4 separate regions of the Homo sapiens genome follow, and regions 1, 3 and 4 are each linked to region 2. A link is an interaction called in ENCODE POLR2A ChIA-PET data of the cell type or tissue named here. Cell type or tissue: MCF 10A. All regions are shown on one strand. Links, peaks and the distances in the headings refer to the core of each region. The heading gives the core; the rest is flanking DNA. Region 1 overlaps CCDC186 (coiled-coil domain containing 186). Region 2 overlaps VWA2 (von Willebrand factor A domain containing 2). Region 3 overlaps CCDC186 (coiled-coil domain containing 186). Region 4 overlaps CCDC186 (coiled-coil domain containing 186).

Region 1 (4,801 bases), core at 217-4,216, 86 kb before region 2:
CAGGCTATGAGTCCTACTTTGTAAAGGAGAATGGTTTAAATGCCATGCAATTCTCTGCATTTAAAATATGATTTACCTTATAGAACTCCAACCTACATGCAAGTTTTCAGAATTTTTTTTTTTTTTTTTTTTTTTGAGACAAGGTCTCACTCTCTCACCCAGGCTGGAGTACAGTGGCACGATCTCAGCTCACTGCTGCCTCAATCTCCCCGGCTCCAGTGATCCACCCACCTCAGCCTCCTTAGTAGCTGAGATTACAGGCGCATGCTACCATATGCAGCTAATTTTCTATTTTTTTTTTTTTTTGTAGAGACAGGGTTTCACCATGTTGCCCAGGCTGGTCTCAAACTCCTGGGCTCAAGTAATCCGCCCACCTTGGCCTCCCAAAGTGCTACGATTACAGGCATGAGCTGCCACAATCGGCTGCCAGGAATGTATTTATTTTATTAATTGAAGTATAGTCTTCGAAGATTTTTGTCTTTTTTACCTGTTTAATTGTGTTCATATGCTGCTTCTCAGTTTCTGTTCTTTTCTTTAGTTCTTCTCTTAAATTGTCTTTTTCTGAACAAATGTCTACGAAGAGCTCCTGATGCTTCTTATTTTCTTTAATTAACCTAAATATAAAAAGGGCAGTGTATGTAAAACATAATTTAAAATGGAGATAAAATAATATGTGGAATATAATTTCTTTACAGATCAGGGTACAGATATCTATAATTATTCATTATGTTAATAAATTAACATTCCTAAATAATCATTTTATAGTGAAACATAATACTTTGCAAAAGATTCTCTGGCCCATTAGGCTATTAACTTTTCCCTAGAAATATGAATATTTCAAATCAAAATAGAATCATATGAATGAAAAGCACACCCTTCCAGATTTATACCTTCAGGTATCTCAATTATGCACCAATCCTGTCAGCACTGGCACTCTTCAAATAAGTGGTTCTCAGCCACGGGCAATTTTGCCCTTCCAGGCATTTGTCTGAAGACATTTTTGGTTGTCCTAACAAGGGTAGGGGCTGCTACTGGCATCTAGTGGATGGAGGCCAGGGATGCTGCTAAACATCCTACAATGCACAAGACAACTCCAACAACAACAAAGAATCTGGCCCCAAGTGGCGATACTGCTAAAGTTGAAAAGTCTTGCTTCAGATTTTAAAAATATTTTAATGATAGTCTAATAGTTATAATGTACAGTCAATGTAAAACAGCAAAATAAAATCTAAGCAGAAATATCATCTTGAATTCCCCTAGAAAAACAGAAATAAAGTCTCAAAAACTGCCTGCAAAGTGCTTAGAAATGTAAGATGCCTAAGAAAGCTAACAGCAAGTACTCTAGGACTAATTAGCAATAGCTGTAACCTAACATTTATTGCACACTTGCTATTGGCTAAATTTAGCTTTTTTAATTTAAAAAAGTGTATTATTTCATTTAGTATTCAAAATAAGTCTATGAAATTATTATCATTACCATCACTTCTGTTTTACGAATTAAAAAAAAAAAAAACTAGTTAGGCATGATGGCTCATGCCAGGAGTCCCAGGAAAAGCACTTGATCCCAGGAGTTCCAGGCTGCAGTGAGCTCCACTGCACTCCTGCCTGGGCAACAGAATAAGACCTTTGTCTCTAAAAATAAAATAAAAATATTAACAGCAAAACAAAACTGAAGCCTAAGACTTGTTCCAGGTCACACAGCTAGTAAGCAGTTGAACTTTCAATTTTGTTTTGGATCCAGGTATACTTCCAAAGCCCCAGGCCTTTCCACCTTCTACTTTGAAGATCACTCATTAACTCAACCAGTACTTACTCAGCATCTATTTTATGTGGGAAATATGTCAGCAAATAGTCCCTGCCCTCGTGGAACTTACATTCTAGGGGATAAAATAAAAATGGACCCTAGATATATAATAAAATGTCAGCTGGTGATTAAATCCTATTAAGAAAAATAAAGGAGAGCGAAAAGCCAGAGAGTGACTTGAGCTGCTATTTTAGATAAGTAGTCTAGATAGGCCTCTCTGAGAAGGTGACAGCTGAGCCTAGGAATCAGTGAGGAAACAATCATACAAATGTTTGGAAAAAAGGCAAATATATGCATGTTTATTCAAGCCTTTTATGACACAGTGGTTTAACTTAGATCATTTATGTGAGGCATACTCAATTGCTACAGAAAACTACTTGAGACACAAGAGTCCTGCCTATAGTTCACAAGTGAACAACAAAGGGAGGGGGAAGTGAAAAGCAGTAAACACTCAATTTGTTACTTATGTGCCAAATGCATATTCTATATACAGACAACTGTTCTTAATTAAGAATTTTGGTCCCAGCACTTTGGGAGGTGGAGGCGGGTGGATCATGAGGTCAAGAGACCGAGACCACCCTGGCAAACATGGTGAAACCCCGTCTCTACTAAAAATACAAAAATTAGCTGGGTGTGGTAGGGCGTGCCTGTAGTCCCAGCTACTCAGGAGGCTGAGGCAGGAAAATCGCTTGAACCTGGGAAGCGGAGGTGGCAGTGAGCCAAGATCCGCCACTGCACTCTAGCTCAGTGACAGAGCGAGACTCCGTCTCAAAAAAAAAAAAAAAAAAAAAAAAGAATTTTAGGCTAGGCACAGTGGTGCATGCCTGTAATCCTGGCACTTTGGGAGGCCAGTGTGGGTGGATAGCCTGAGTTCTGGAGTTCCAGACTAGCCTGGGCAACATCGTGAAACCCCATCTCTAAAACAAAAAAACCACAAAAGTATTAGCTGAGCCTAGTGGTGCGCACCTGTTGTCCAAGCTACTTGGGATGCTGAGGTGGGAGGACAACTTGAGCACAGGAGGTTGACGCTGCAGTGAGCTGAGATCACACCCACTACACTCCAGCTTGGGCAAGAGAGCAAGACCCTATCTCAAAAAAATAAAATAAAGAATTTTTGGGCCAGGCGCAGTGGCTCACGCCTGTAATCCCAGAACTTTGGGAGGCTGAGGCAGGTAGATCACTTGAGGTCAGGAGTTCAAGACCAGCCTGGCCAACATGGCAAAACCCTGTCTCTACTAAAAATACAAAAATTAGCCGGGTGTAGTGGTAGGCACCTGTAGTCCCAGCTACTTGGGAGCCTGAAGTAGGAGAATTGCTTGAATCCAGGAGGCAGAGGTTGCAGTGAGCTGAGGTCGCGCCACTGCACTCCAGCCTGTGTGACACAGCACAACTCCACCTCAAAAAAAAAAAAAAAATTTGGTTGGAACCTTAGACAGTAATATTGATGTGTTCAAAAATCAAAGAACAGAAATAAAGAGAAGAATGGTGCTTGCCAGGGCACAGGGGGTGAGGGAAAAGGGGAGATATTGGCCAAAGCCTACAGACTTTTCAGTTATAAAATGAGTAAGTTCTGGGGATCTAATATACTCCATGGTGATAACAGTTAATAATATCATATTGTACACTTGAAATTTGTTTAGACAGTAGATCTTAAATGTTCTCACCACACACACACAAAGGTAACTGTGATGTGACCGATGTGGTAACTAACTTGATTGTGGTAATCATTTCACGATGTATATCAAATCATCACATTGTACCTCTTTAAATATATACAATTTTATCAGTTATATTTCAATAAAGCTGGGGGAAAAATGAGGGAATGTATAAACAAAGATTTGGAAATAGATGCATTCATTAAAATTTCAAAGAAAGTAAAAGGAAGTTTTCTTCATAGAAAATTAGATGAAGAAAAAAGTTAAGAAAAAAATTTAGTTGTTTTAGAGTTAACCTGACTCACAAAGTATTTTATTTGGAATTAAAAACATCATGTGTATAACCAAAAATTAACCTTGATTTAAAATAACATCTGACATTTGTGTAATGTCCTAATGTCCACAAACAGTTCCATCAGGTAAGTATTGTCACTCTAAGGTGAAAAATCTTTCACTCAAAGAGGTTGACTTGGCCAAGACAACAGAGCTGGCAAATGCCAATGGGTATCTTCCAAATACCAGACATCAGAATTATGATTATTCCACTCACCCGTGCTGTCACTGTTCTGACAGGATGAAGCAAAAAAGAGAAACCAATTTTCTACCCTATTCCTCATATTTTTAGGTAAATTTAACACCTTGTAACTGGTTCATTTCTAATAACCGTATTTGAAAAAGCTCTAAAGCTCCACTCACAAAGCTCAGATTTTAACTTTGCATTTGTTAGCATGTGGCCTTGAGCAAGTTACTTTTTCTCTCTCTGCGCTTCAGGTAACTCATCTGTACAATGGGGATAACAGCACATGTCACAGAGAGTTCTTGTGAAGAATCCATGAACTAATAAATGTAATATACCAGGCACCTAATTATCAGCATATACATGTTTACTGCTATTATTATTAAATGTATAACATCTTATAATTTATAAGGGAGGTATGAAAATGGTAAGAGTCTAGATCTCAGTAAAGTGGGAAGAGGCATCAGAGATAATCTCAAGAGGAAGGTCTAAAAGAATAGGTACAGGCTACAGGAAAATGAGAAAGTTACCCTATAAAATGCAAGAATAGCAGCAGCACTGATGGTTCAAGTACAAAAGCATACAGTTTATTCACATAATATAGTATTACAGTAAGGATATGAATAGCAACAGCAGGCATTTGTTTGGGGGTAATATCAAGAAGGGCCTTGGAGTCTTGAAGAGATACTTGCAAACCCAAGTTCACAGTAGCATTATTAACAACAGCCAAAAAGCAGAAGGAACCCAGATGTCCATTAATGGATGAATAAACAAAATGTGGTATATACATACAATGCAATATTATTGAGCCTTAAAAAGAAATGA
Region 2 (4,801 bases), core at 533-4,532:
AAAGTATGGGAGGGCTTGTGATCTATGCCCATCTTCCCAGCTTTTCTCCCTAACCCTCCAGGGAGTTCACAAATGGCATGTTGCTTATTTCTTGGTGCGGACTTTTGGTTGTTAGGCCACTGGGTTCTGAAAATTTACTAATTATTTTAGGGGGAGCGTGACTTTCCCCAGGCAGCTTTTTAAATGCTCTCTCTGCCATATCAAACTAGAAATGTGTCATCTACCTCCGTTGACACTCTGAGCCTGAGCCAAATATTTTACCAAAGGTTACAAGGAAGATGATTGTTCCAGCAAGGACTTCCCCACCGGATATTTTTACCTCTGATTTTAGTCTTCCCATTCAGGTGTGTACTGTTCTGGTAAAGGGCTCAGATTTCCATCCTGCTGATTTGGAGGAGGCTGCCAACGGCTAATCTATTTGGGGTTGGAATTGCATTTTGTAAGGAGGTAGAAATGGTTTCCTCTTTTTCCCTACACTCATTTCATTTCCGATGGTAGAGAAGGCAGACATTATCCTGCAAAACTGCCTTCAGCGATCCCCAATCCGGCTCTTCTTTTTTTAAAAAGTAGCTTTGTTTTGGCTTTTATTTCTTCCTGTGTCACGGAAAATGTAATTCCTGGGTAGTGCACAGTGGAAATTTTTGTGGCATCCTGCAGCAGACTTCACATGCCTGCTGTCCCAAGTGCAGCTGGTGCTGCGTGGGAACCAGGATCCGAAGGCCACACTCTGTTGAGGAGATCAGGGGCGTGGAGAGCATCTACATCCATGGATGAGAACTCCAGAAGCCAGGAATAACAAGTGGGATTAGCATGAGTAATGGAACAGAAGGGAACAAGGTGATGAGCGAGGTGTAACGGAAAAGGCTTGGTGAGGCATACCTGAGAATGGGTGGTCTGTTCCAGCCCCTGGCTTGCAGATCACTCCCAACTACTTTGTAGGAAGCCAGAGGGCCCTGGTAAATCTCATCTTGTGCCGGATGGAGTGTGAGAGCTGCTGGCAGGTATTAGCTGGGGGAGAAATTGCCAACGTGCAGGATTCAGGGTGGCAGATTTTTTAAATTATGCTTCTGTGCTTCTGAACTGCCTCTAGTTCATAGCCTGTTTTCTGGAGCCTGGACTTCTGCCAGAGTGTCACCTCTTACCGGCAGCCCCAACACCTCTCCCTTGTTGAACATCCTGTGGCAGCTTCCCCCAGAACCGGGAAGGTGACGCTAGGAGGCCAGAATGGAATCTGATCCACTGATTAGCTGTGTAAGCTGGGGCAGAACACTTCACTTCTCCATGTCTCAGCTTCCTCACCTGTGAAATGGGAATAGTACACCCTCCCTGGCTGGCTGCGAGGATTAGGAGAGAAGACATGAAGGGCGGAGCCTGTGTGTCTTGTGGCAGGCACATAAGAAATGCTCATTACATGGTAGTAGCTGTTGATTTTTATTGTGGAATTCACCCTTTAAAAAAAAAGCTTTCCAGGTGTAGGGCTGTATTTTGGAGGTCAAATTAGTATTGTAGGAAAATTTTGATATGAGAGGGGAATGAGCTGCCTATTCGAGATGACTGGATGGGAATAGAGTGCAAACAATACTTCAACATCATCGCAATAGCGTTCATTTCATTAATCTTGGTATAAAAAAGAATGCAGTGAACACAGTGAGTGCAATGATGCCCTGAAAGGGTCCCTCTAGCCCTCCCACAGGAGGTATTCTGGTGCTTTGTTTATCTAGCAAGCAAGGACCTCCCCTACTATACATCAGGCACATGCAGGTCTCTGGAGCTCCAGCAGAGACTAGATAGTCTGTAGTCTCAGGCATTTGCCGCCTGGCAGTCAAGACAAACGTATCACTGGGCAGTTTCAGCGTGGGCTGTGTGACAGTAGGGATTGTATTGAGGGGGACAGGGGAGGGAGGTGCTGCAGAAGTTGCAGAGCCAACACCGTCTGATTGATCCAAACAGCTAGGAGAAGGCATTTGACATCCTGTGTGCATTTGCAGATTGCCAACATACATTCTATTTTAATGAGCAGAAACTTGGGCGCCTCTGGAAAAACATGCAGCTGGGCAAGCAGAGGCACATAGTGGATCGAGATCAAGCTGCTTAAGTTGGTCTCATAGCACGGAGGGAAGGGGACTGTGTTTACTGGGTGCCTTCCTATGTGGCAGGAACCTTCTGTACTTCCTTCCACTTTATCCTCACAGCAGCCTGGGGAGGTGGCTGCCAGAATCCTTGTTTTATAAATAATTAACAGGCCTGAGCCTCAGTCTCCTGCCAGTGCCCAGGGTCAGAAGCTGTAACTCCGTAAAATCGTCCTGAACCTAAGGAATAGAGACAGCATTGAGAAGCTCTTCACCGCATCCTCAATGCCTCGCCATTGCCTGACTCACAGGCGGCAGGTGGGGGCTTGTTCTGCCTCTGTGGTGTGGAGTAAGAGGGAAAAAAAAAATGTCCTTAGGGGAAAATGAGTCTTTCTTGCTGGCATGCACAGGGCTGGAAGCTAGCAGGAAGTATGTGCTGCAGGCCAGTATCCTTCTCACCACCTTTCTCCCTTTGATCGTGTCTGTAGAGCTCCTGACATACTGGCTCTTGCCATGTTAGGTGTCTGATTTTCACTTAGATCAGGAGAAGACTTGAGCCTCTTAGTCATTTGAAGCAGGAAGACCCTGCACGAAGACTCTCAGCTGGCAGGGACATTTGTTTTATAATAGTTTGTTTTAGGACTGCTTTGAAATCCAAGGAGCTCTATAGACAGTTCCAAGTGGTGCATATTTTAGAATTAGGTAGAATCTGGTGGCATCATGGAAATAACCACACAGTCTGAGAATATTGGGTGGTCAGTACATGCTCCATCCTCCAGGAGGACCACTCTCTGTGGCACCCTGGACTACCTGCCCCCGCCCCCCGCCCAAGATGATTGGAGGTCAGATGCATGGTGAGAAGGTAGATCTCTGGAGCCTTGGTGTTCTTTGCTATGAATTTTTAGTTGGGAAGCCTCCTTTTGAGGCAAACGTACACCAAGAGACCTACAAAAGAATATCACGGGTTGGGCTGGGCATGGTGGCTCACGCCTGTAATCCCAGCACTTCGGGAGGCCGAGGCGGTCGTATCACCTGAGGTCAGGAGTTCAAGACCAGCCTGATCAACATGGTGAAACCCCGTCTCTACTAAAAATACAAAAATTAGCTGGGCGTGGTGGCGCATGCCTGTAATCCCAGCTACTCAGAAGGCTGAGACAGGAGAATCGCTTGAACCCGGGAGGCAGAGGTAGCAGTGAGCCAAGACCATGCCATTGCATTCCAGCCTGGGCAACAAGAGTGAAAGAAACTCCATCTCAAAAAAAAAAAAAAAAAAAACGAGTATCATGGGTTGAATTCACATTCCCTGACTGTAACAGAGGGACCCAGGACCTCATTTTAAGACTGTTGAAGCATAATCCCAGCCAGAGGCCAATGCTCAGAGAAGTACTTGAACACCCCTGGATCACAGCAAATTCATCAAAACCATTAAATTCCCAAAACAAAGAATCAACTAGCAAACAGTCTTAGGAATCGTGCAGGGGGAGAAATCCTTGAACCAGGGCTGCTGTATAACCTTTCAGGAACATGCTACTAAAATTTATTTTACCATTGACTGCTGCCCTCAATCTAGAGCGCTACAAGAAATATTTGTTTTACTGAGCACCTGGCAATGCCTGAACCTCCCTATTCAGAAAGCTCCACATCAATAAACATGACACTCTGAAGTGAAAGTAGCCACAAGAATTGTGCTACTTATACTGGTTCGTAATCTGGAGGCAAGGTTCCGCTGCAGCTGCCCCCTCAGCCTGGGCCAGGCATGGTTTCTTCCCAGGAGACAAATCCAGAGTGTGGCTGTGGGGAAAGTGACCACTTTGCCCTGACTCGATCGGTTAAGGAGCTGTGCAATAACCTTCCCAGTACCTGAGTGAGTGTGTCACTTATTGGGTTGGCCAAGCCTAGTAAAGCTGTTGGAATGAGGATGTGATTCTTTTTAAGTGTGAAAAAAAAAAAAAAGATTTCTGTACAGATTTGTATTTGTTCTCTGGTGGCATTCCCTTAGAAATGCTCTGTGTCTGTCCAGCACCCCGGTAGGCCTGGTTGGGTTTCTAGTCATCTTTAACCACTTATCTCCCATATGAGAGTGTATAAAATAGGAACACATGCTCTACCTCCATTTAGGGACTTGCAACCTCTGCATCCCAGGTTCAAGTGATTCTCCTGCCTCAGCCTCCTGAGTAGCTGGAATTATAGGTGCCCACCACCATGTCTGGCTAATTTTTTGTATTTTCAGTAGAGACACTGTTTCACCGTGTTGGCCAGGCTGGTCGTGAACTCCTGAACTCAGGTGATCCACCTGCCTCGGCCTCCCAAAGTGCTGGGATTACAGACAAGAGCCACCGCGAAGGGCTTATTTTTTAAAAAACACTGGAGTCATGGCATGTGTGTAAACTTTAAATATGCAAATAACTATGTCAAAAAAAAAAACAAAACGGAGCTGGATGTATCTTGAGGTCCAAACATCATAGGTCCATGATGGAGGCAGGAGTCCAATGGGACTTTTAAAACCATAAAACAGCTTAGCCACATCAGGGCCCTTCTCTTCACTTTGTAAGGGAGGAACCACAGCCTCTCCCAAGGTCACAGGGCACCAGGATGAGGATGAGGGCCCCTGGGTTCATGTAGGCTCTCTGCCACCATGGGGCAGGTGTGGCTCCTGCATGGGTGGTGAAGTTTTTTTTTAAAAAAACTTCTCAAAAAATAATTTTTCTCAGCCAAGTGTGGTGGCATGTACC
Region 3 (4,801 bases), core at 223-4,222, 120 kb before region 2:
GAAAAAATGTACCTAAAACAGATAAGAAAACCTGACAGAGGCAAACAATGCCTGATCATTGCTAGTTACCAAGAGCTAGCTTTCCTATTAAGTTCAGCTTTCATTAAAACTGAAATTAAAAGATTTAAATATTCATACACATCCCTAAAACTCACCCGATATGCTGGAGTGTAAAAATAAACATTTTTATCATTTGTTTTAGTTGTCTTGATGTTGGAGAAATAGCGTATTACTGAATGTTTACCACCTGTTTTCATGCATAATTTTTAAAAGGTGAGTCATTTTTGACATTACATATTTTAAAGGGAAGAAATATGAACAAAGGGTTTTTTATAAAAGCCCTTGTAATGTTCAACACTTCTTATGAATACAAGCAAATTAAGTTGTTTAGATTCAATGACAGGCTGTCATATTGCACCATACAAAAACAAATTTCATCAAAGCTTTCAGTCTTACAGTATATACAGCAATGCATTCATATTGTAAAAGGGTATTTTTTTGTGTACAGATGAAGCAAAACAATATTTTTACTGGCTGAAACAAAAAGTGGAACAAAGTCTCCAACAATAGAGGTCAGTGGCACCTACTCCTGTGTGGCTTTTGTCTCTTTACTGAGCAAGAGGCTTGTTTTAGGTTTTCTTTGTCCTCTGTTCTAGTTCATGCTGGTGTTTAATAAGACGTTCTATTTCTGTTCCAAGTGTTTGTAGATTTTCCTTTAATAATTGGGGTGAGGGGAAAGGGAAGAGAAAAACAAAAGTATAATAAATAAAACAATTCAGTTTGAACTATTTTTTGCCTAAATTTTGGAAATGAAAGAGTGGTTAGTCCTAAATGCTATGTCAGATAAACTAGTGACACACAGCTGTTTTCAGTAAAGTACTCCTGTCCATTTCAAAGTAACACTCAAACTTTCTACTGAAGCTACAGCAATTTTTAATGCATAAAATGATTACTTACTATTACTGATTTTAAAATTATTTTTAAACTAACTACTAATTTTCAAGGCCCACCCACAGCAAAAATAAAATATTAACTGCAAAAAATAAAATAAAGCTGAAAAATAAATCAGAAATGTCATAATCTTAAAAAATTATTTTAGCAATCAAAACTAATTATATGTCAAAGCCCATCCAATGCAAATTTAATGACATCTTAGTGTCTGTCAAATACAAAATTAATTTTTGCTATTTTTCATCTTTCCTAATATAAAAAACTATACTTTTTAAAAAGAGAAAATCACGAAACTTCATCTTTGGGTAAAATGACTGCCTTGCATTACAGAAACAGCCCAGCTGATTGCTAGATCAGACTGTGAAACAGGCATCATTTTGCCATGTTTACTGGTTGGTGTGTGAATGAGAAACACAAATACCTTCAAAGTAATATTTTTTAGTAACGTATCCTCCAAAACAGCCTGTAATTTTCGGTTGATTTCCAAAGAGAGCTCCAATGTTAATCCATTGTCAGCTGGATGGGATGTATATAAAGATGCCATGATGCCACCCCGTCTACTTAAATGAACTTTGTTAAAATCAGATGCCTCTGAAGAAAGTGTGCCTGATTCTTCTCGTAAAATATAACTTTGAATTATTCTGCAAAACAAAATGATAGTATCAGTTGTGTACTTGTAGAATTAAAAAAAATGGAATCTGCAAAAGTCAACTAATCATAAAGATAAGCATAAAATAAATATTAGGTTAATAACCTAACTATATTAGAAAAGAATTCTCCTTATTCAGATGGTTTCTTAAACTATCTCATTTTTGTTCTATTGTAGCATTCGGAGTAAAGACATATAAACATTGCTTTTCTATTTCTTTCCTTATTAATCAAAAGTTGAGCTTTTTTGTTTGTTTTTAAAGAGATAAGGTCTCATTTTGTCACCCAGGCTGGAGTGCAGTGACACAAACATAGCTCGCTGCAGCCTCCACTGCATCGGCTCAAGCGATCCTCCTGCCTCAGCCTTCTGAGCAGCTAGGACCACAGACATGTACCACCATGCCTGAATAATTTTTTTTTTGAGATGGGGTCTTGCTATGTTGCTCAGGCTGGTTGACCTCCTAGCCTCAAGCAATCCTCCTGCCTCGGCCTCCGGCCTCCCAAAGTGCTGGGATTACAGGTGTGAGACACCATACCTAGCTGAGCAATTTCTTTATTGCTCAATTTCTGTTAATATTTTCTGTTTTCCTCTTATTAGACTTACAACTTGCTGTACTTTATGCTCTTTCTTTTAAAAGTCACAGGCAAACTTTCCTATAAGTCTAAAATTATTTCAAAATAAAAATTAAAAAGTCATTGGAAAAGGCCCACAATATAAAAAAACTTTTATTTACATAAAACAGAATTTGTGAGAGGAATTTGGCGCAGCACTCCTGAGTTACTCAGAGCTGGGTTTGGATCTCCAGCTCTAGGTCTGTCACACAGGGGATGAACGGTGACCCTGGAACATTTAGTGATGTGACCTGAGCCCCACTTATCTGCAAAATTAGAGAACTCACGCACTGAGTGGTTGTAAGCAATCAATGAGATACCGCCAAGCCACAGGCACAGCGCCTTGTACTACTAGGTACTCAATAAATTATCCCACTACATCCTACCCAACAGGAAAAAAAATCCACAACCCCATATATACCTCTTAGAGCCACAGTCATGAAAATAAAAAGCTAAGTAAAGCATTATCTTTTTAAAATCTAAAGTTGTTTAAGTATCTTAAAAATATTAACACTGACTGAACTCTCTATCACCTTAAAGGAAAGACGTGTTTTATTTCATCTTAGTATTCACAAAACCTAGAACATAATAGGTGACCATAAAAGACTGGGAACTGAATAACTATAATTATTTTTTGAAAGATAGGTTCTTGATATGACTAATTTTAAAAACAGTAACTTTGCTATATGAGTAACGGTATTTTGAAGACCGATCATGCTACCGTAATAATACATACTTTGTTTTTTTCCTAATTTCTTCCACCAGTTGTTTGATGTGGTCCTCCATAAATTCTATCTTTTCATTTTTCCGGGCATGTGCTTTTTGCAGCCTAACTATTCTCTCAATCAACATGGCCTTATCTACTTGTGGAAAGTTATCCACAGCTACTGAGGACCCAGTATTTTCTGGAGATCGATCTTCTGCACTGCTTCGAGCATTCAGGGACCCTGAAGACAAAAAAAATTGGTTTAGATACTGTGCTTAATCTAACATCACCTCTCATCTCATATATTACTTATTCCAGCATCATTTCAAATATTCACTCTAACAGAGTTGGACACAGAAGACAACACAGGTCAACGTGGCTGAGGTTCTGGTTTCTGAATATACTGGTGACAGAAGTACCAACAGGGTCTATACTGTATCTCTCAGGAAGTGGTAATAGAGCAACAAGGATCTCAAAAAGAATAACAAGTCTAAAGTGAGACCAAAATTAAACTATAACAGAACAAAGCAGAGAGGAGGAGGAAGGGAGGAGAGGAACAGAGGTATGAGAGGAGACAGAAAAAGAGAGGTTAGAATATAGTGGGTTAAGCTCTGAGGACAGCCTGTCTAGGTTCAAATACTACTCCTCTACTTACTAACTGTGTGACTTTGGACAAGGTATTTAATTTTCTGTGCCTTGGTTATGTCATCTTAAAATGGCATAAATGATATTATTTACCTCACAGGATTGTTATCCTCATTTAAATGAATACATGTGAAATGCTTAGAAAAAGGCATATAGTAAGCATTATGTAGTGTTAGGTATTACTTTTACCAACATCAATGAGAAGAATCTGATCCTCTTTACCCTACAAAGATTAGTTTTTTCCAATCCGATTTTATAGCTTTAAGTAATATATCTTATCCAAAGTTATATAATGAATAAATGGCAGAGCTGGGATCTAAATACATGTCTATAATTTCAAATCCATGTTCTTTCTACTACACATTTTTTCCCACTATTGTAACAACTGATGATGGTTTTCTCCTAATGTGCAACCTCTGGGAGGCAATATAGTGTACTGCCAAGCAAGGACTGTGGAGTCAAAGAGTTCTCACTGTGGATTTTGGGTGAATCATGCAGCCTCTCTGAATCTTGGTTTCCTTATCTGTAAAATGGGAATTATAATACCTACCTCACATGAATTTTTTGCAGGGTAAATGGTATGTTTCAAGTGCTTAGCATGGTTCTTGGCATTCCAAAAAAAGACACAAACACTGATATTTTGCTAATTATCATTTTCACAATGGGTTCAATCATAATTTTATAGACTCTACCCATTTTTACTTTAGGACATAGGTATATCATGAGAAAAACTAAAAGATGTAAAAATATATACATGTGCACATATATGTAAAAATCTGATACACAATGATGACATCTTCATTTGTTCTTGGGTGTTAAAAGAAAAAGAGAGAGACCACTGTACACCAAATCTCTTTGTATGAATTAACGTAAATTTCAATTTTAAAAAACGGAAGAGGAAGCTGTTGCACAGAATAAAGCAGCAGCAGGCTAGAAAAAAGAAGGGGCTGGGCGCGGAGGCTCAAGCCTGTCATCCCAGAACTCTGGGAGGCCAAGGTGGGAGGATCACTTGAAGCCAGGAGTTCAAGATCAGCCTGGGCAACATAGTGAGATCTTGTCTATACAAAAAACAAAACAAAAACATAAAAACAAAAAATAAACATTAGCTAGGCGTGGTGGCAAGTGCCTATAGTTCCGGTTACTTGAGAGGCTGAGGTGGGAAGATTGTGATTGAGGCTGCAGGGAGCCAAAGTCACACCACTGCACTCCAGCCTGGGTGACTGAGTTAAGACCTGTCTC
Region 4 (4,801 bases), core at 211-4,210, 75 kb before region 2:
CCACCAAATTATCCTTAAAAAACCCTAGTCTCCTAATTTTCAGGGAGATTGGTTTGAGTAATTAACTTCTTACTACTACTTGGCTGCCTCTGCATTTCTTAAAACTTTCTCTATTGCAATACTGCTGTCTCAGTAAACTGCCTCTATCTGTGCAGCAGGCAAGAACCTGTCAGGCGATTACAAACTCACAGATATTCAGTAACAGGTTATCAAACAAACTAGTCTCATGCAAAGGTACTAAGAGATACATTTCCAAACTAGATGTTCATTTTTACCAAATACATATTGAGCATCTATTAATATGTATTCTAGGTGTTGGGAACATGGCAGTGAATAAAACAGAAATCCTCATTTTATTCTTCGTGTTTTACTGCCAATAAACACTACAGTATTATGAATTCTACAGTATTTAATGTTACAGTATTTTAACTTTAAGGTTTGCCAGGGCTCCATCAGAAGCTAAGTAAGAAATGCAGAAGTGTTTTAAGTATATTAAGAGAAATTTGGCTTCATTCACAGACTATAAATTTTTAAATTATAAACTGTAGTACCATTCTTTTTTTTTTTTTTTTTTTTTTTTCTTAAAAATGGAGTCTCACTCTGTCACCCAGGCTGGAATGCAGTGGTGCCATCTTAGCTCACTGCAACCTCTGCCTCCTGGGTTCCAGCGATTCTCCCGCTCAGCCTCCCAAGTAGCTGGGATTACAGGGTTGTGCCATCACACCCAGCTAATTTTTGTATTTTTAGTAAAGATGGGGTTTCACCATGTTGGCCAGGCTCTCTGGAACTCCTGACCTCAAGCAATCCACCAGCCTCAGCCTCCCAAAGTGCTGGGATTACAGGCATGAGCCCCTGCGCCCAGCCCATACCATTCTTAAATAATACCAGTTGTACACTTCTCAAGTAATATCCATTAAGCAAACTGAACTTGAGACCACTCCTGTTCTTCAATATAATGGTTTATTGTCCTTTGTAGGAAAAGTACCTACATCAAAAGAGTTTGTATTCTCCAAAAACACCTTGAAAGCAGCATAAACAAAAGAATAACATCTTTCTGACTAGTTCTATCAAGATTGATATTGTAATTAATGTCAGAAGTAAAATCAAATCAAAAACGCATCCACACAGTTCAATGTAACCTGCTCACAACCCCCAAATAACTGACTTTTGATAAATAATTAACTTTAAAAGATACTTTCTGGATAAAGCTAGCTACCTACTTATTTATTTATGTGTAGAAACAGGGTCTCATTCTGTCATTCAGGCTGGAATGCAGTGGCTCAATCATAGGTCACTGCAGCTTCAAACTTCTGGGCTCAAGCAATCATCCCACTTAAGCCTCCCAAGTAGATAAGACTACAGGTGCATGCCACCATACCCAGATAATATTTTTAACTTAGCTTTTTAAAAACAGAATAATAGGATGGAAAAGAACTTGTGTATGAAACATGAAAATGTTGTTTCACATGATGAAAATACCTGACACTTAAGTTTCATACAAGGTGAATTTATGCAGATCAAATTCTGCTTTTAAAAGATAAAAACTGAGAGGGCTATTTCAAAAAAAAAACTGTAAATAAGTTCTACAAAAAGAAATAATTTTTAAAGTAGTCACATCCTATTAAGCTTTTGGGTAAAAGCTAACTTTTTATTATTAGAAACTATTAGAAACAGGGTCTTTTTCTGTCACCCAGGTTGGAGTGCAGTCAGAGGTCACTTGCAGCCTCAAATTCCTGGGCTCAACTGATCCTCCCACCTCAGCCTCCTAAGAAGCTGGGACTACAGGTACATGCCGCCAAACCCAGCTAATTTTTAAAAATGTTTTGTAGAGATGGAGTCTTGCTATGTTGCCCAGGGTGATCTCAAACTACTGGCATCAAGCAATCTTCTCACCTCAACCCCCCAAAAGTGCTGTGATTACAGATGTGAGCCACCATGGTTGGCACAAATTTAACTGTAATATACTGAGTTTAAGTGAAACAGCATTAGAATAAAAAAGTTTCCTTTAGTTCACCAGTTTGAAAAGTTTGTTTTATGAGACCAAGGTTATTTATCCCTGTGGGGGTATGTTTAGCTTTACAATCCAGACTCAGGGCAAGAACTTTATGATATGTGCATTATATCACACACACACACACAAAGATGTTTAAAAAAAAAGACTTGAGCAATAGATGCGGCAAGACCCCCCCACCCTCCACCAACTCCCAAATAGTACCAAATCCTGTGATAGGATAACAGGACAAAGAGAAATTATGGTCCATCAAAATTCCATGAAAAAGAGGGTCAGTGGCCACATCATAGTTCACCTTATCAAGTTACACCATATATGTCATATCAGCTCGGTAATTTTACATGTCTCCTATAAATACTTTAAAATACTAAAGCAGAAAGTTATCAGAAATGACTTCCTACTAATACAGAAATCTAATTTGAAGATTGCACTTGCACTTTAATGAGTCTAAGAAAACATGAAAAGTATTATCAGCTAATTTTCCTCCAAATCTGAAAAGGAATAAAGTAGGTAAAAAAAAATCTGACCTATAGTTCCTTTTTCAAAAAGGAAGGCTCTCAGGCCTTCCTTTACAGGTGGCTCACACCTGTAATCCCAGCACTTTGGGAGGCCTAGATGGGAGGATCAAATGAGGCCAGGAATTAAGAGAACAGCCTGGGAAACATAGCAAGACCTGGTCTATAAAAAATAATAATATATAATTTTTAATTAAAAAGATTAGTATGGTGGCCTGTGCCTGTTGTCCTAGCTACTCAGGAGGCTAAGGCAGGAGGATTGCTTGAGACCAGGAGTTCAAGGCTACAGTGAATTATGATCATACCACTATACTCCAGCCTGGGTGACAGATTGAGATCTTGTCTCAAAAAACTAAACAAAATGAAGCCTAGTATCTTTAAAAAAAATTTTTTTTCAAGTTATAAGCCTGCATTACATTAAAAAGTTTGGGTTAATGTTTAAATTTTGAAGACACCTTTGGCCAGAGTTGGTTAATTTGGTATGCTCTACTTTATTAAAAACATGAACTGATAGTCTACCGTGGGATTATGTAGTAAGTGCGGTAGACATTACATAGTCTACATAATCCCACAATTATCAGTTCAAGTGTCTTAATGATAGACAAATGTTAATAAGAAATACACTCACAATCCAATCAAAACTATGCTGGTGCTGATTTCCACTTTGTGTCTACTGTCCCTTCATCTCAGTATTTTTCCTTTTTCTTACTTTTTAGCCCAAATACATTTTTTAAATCTCAGTAGCTAAGAAAGTTCAAAGCAGTTTGAAACAATAGATTAAATTATCTATGATCTCACTGCTGCCCCTAAAATGAATACTAAGTATAACATTTGCAATACTGTAAACTCAGTGATATGTTTATGAGAAATTGAAAAACCAGCTTTAGTTATTTTAAGGTAGAGATAAAAGAAAAACCTAAGTTTTACTAAAAGAAAAAAAATTTCAGGGTAAGGATTCTTACTTTAACACGAAACTGTTGCATGAATTTGAGAAACTAGTGCAGATTACCAGTCCTTCTTCAAAGGGAAAGATTATTTTCTAAATCTCCAAATAAAGCTGCTTTGTGCTTCAACCTACTGTCTCTTCCTGGAGTCAGTATACTGCAATGCTTTTATCTTCACTCTGTGATGTCAGCATAAAGCTGCAAATAGATGTTTCTAAACTGAACATACTAAGCAATCATTAGCTATGCTGTCACTGCATAGCATTAAAGGACAACTCTACTTTATGGGTGAAAGAACTAAAAGGTTAGAGTGGTCACTGTGATACACACCAGCCAACCCTTTCCGTTAGCAATAAATAGGACTCAAAAGCCAATGACACACTATGGAATCTCCACTGTTTAAAGAAACCTTAAGTTTATATGCAGTTATTCTGAATTTAACAGGGCCTTTAAAAAACAAACACAATCCATGCATTTCCAGGGAGAATCTTCAGTAATCATACGTTTGCCTATTATGCTGTAAAAAGTTTTAATTCTTAATACTGCAAGATTCGTGATCTAATATCTTCACTGCATTAAAAATAACATGAAAAGACCAGAAATAAAAGAGAAAAATGAACCTAGCCAATCATTACTGTTTTTTATTTGTGTAATGTTGGATAAAGAATTGAAGTTACACAGGGAACAGTGTACATTACACACAGAGATAGTTCAGTTTCACTATCAATCTCTCTTGAACCTGAATCCTTCCCACGAGATGAACACTCGGTAAATATTAAGGTGTACTTGATAGTTGGGAAAGCCACACCCACAACTAGCATACCTAAATAGATAATAGCAGATTAATTTCTTCTGAATGACTACCAGCACACCTCTTGAAACCCTGATTTACTGAACACCTTAGAAGACAACACCCGGCCTATCGTTTTGGAAGAAAAAAAAGCTGGGCATCAAAGGAACATGACACACATGCAGAGAAAACGGCCAAGTACCTGGGACTGTACTGCGTATTTTTACTATATTCTCTCTTCTGATTTCCACAGGTAACAAGATTATCAAGTGAAAGAAGTAGGATTCTAATCCAGATGTTCTGACTCGAAATCCAGGACTTTTTCCTCTAAACAAAATCAAGATGGGAATATTAGGTGAAGTTGTTAAACTGTTAACAGCTAAGCAATACTCACACCTGCACTGTTTCCCAAGATTGCTACTTAGGGACACGTAGAAGGGTTTTTGTTTTGTTTTTGCCATTTTTCATTACTGATGGAGACATAAATCTGAAACCCCTTCCTTACCAACCAAGGTTTATGAAATGCCTTGACGTCCTTGAA

Evidence for each region. ChIA-PET counts read pairs that join two places held together with the same protein. Peaks named below come from ENCODE experiments on the same cell type or tissue, not always from the same donor. Only the 100,000 strongest peaks of a DNase experiment are listed, where the experiment ranks them.
Region 1: POLR2A ChIA-PET joins it to region 2 with 8 read pairs; 5 of 35 experiments call an interaction of 5 or more read pairs at or near these places.
Region 3: POLR2A ChIA-PET joins it to region 2 with 5 read pairs; 2 of 35 experiments call an interaction of 5 or more read pairs at or near these places.
Region 4: POLR2A ChIA-PET joins it to region 2 with 7 read pairs; 5 of 35 experiments call an interaction of 5 or more read pairs at or near these places.

The regions. Positions count from the first base shown.
Region 1 is chr10:114,157,067-114,161,867 of GRCh38, forward strand. CCDC186 (coiled-coil domain containing 186) reads right to left here. Exons shown (of 16, transcript NM_018017.4): 3 at 488-614. Among named protein-coding and RNA genes, the nearest start is that of MIR2110, 15 kb to the right of the region's middle. In MCF 10A, for the core only: no CTCF peak of the experiment used is centred there; no DNase peak of the experiment used is centred there.
Region 2 is chr10:114,243,182-114,247,982 of GRCh38, forward strand. All of the region lies in intron 1 of VWA2 (von Willebrand factor A domain containing 2), which reads left to right. It also overlaps the pseudogene AURKAP2. Among named protein-coding and RNA genes, the nearest start is that of VWA2, 6.3 kb to the left of the region's middle. In MCF 10A, for the core only: no CTCF peak of the experiment used is centred there; a DNase peak (open chromatin) is centred at 2,420.
Region 3 is chr10:114,124,514-114,129,314 of GRCh38, forward strand. CCDC186 (coiled-coil domain containing 186) reads right to left here. Exons shown (of 16, transcript NM_018017.4): 14 at 2,948-3,158; 15 at 1,373-1,592; 16 at 1-713. The coding sequence ends at 630. Among named protein-coding and RNA genes, the nearest start is that of MIR2110, 47 kb to the right of the region's middle. In MCF 10A, for the core only: no CTCF peak of the experiment used is centred there; no DNase peak of the experiment used is centred there.
Region 4 is chr10:114,168,679-114,173,479 of GRCh38, forward strand. The region is part of intron 1 of CCDC186 (coiled-coil domain containing 186); the gene reads right to left. Among named protein-coding and RNA genes, the nearest start is that of MIR2110, 3.1 kb to the right of the region's middle. In MCF 10A, for the core only: no CTCF peak of the experiment used is centred there; no DNase peak of the experiment used is centred there.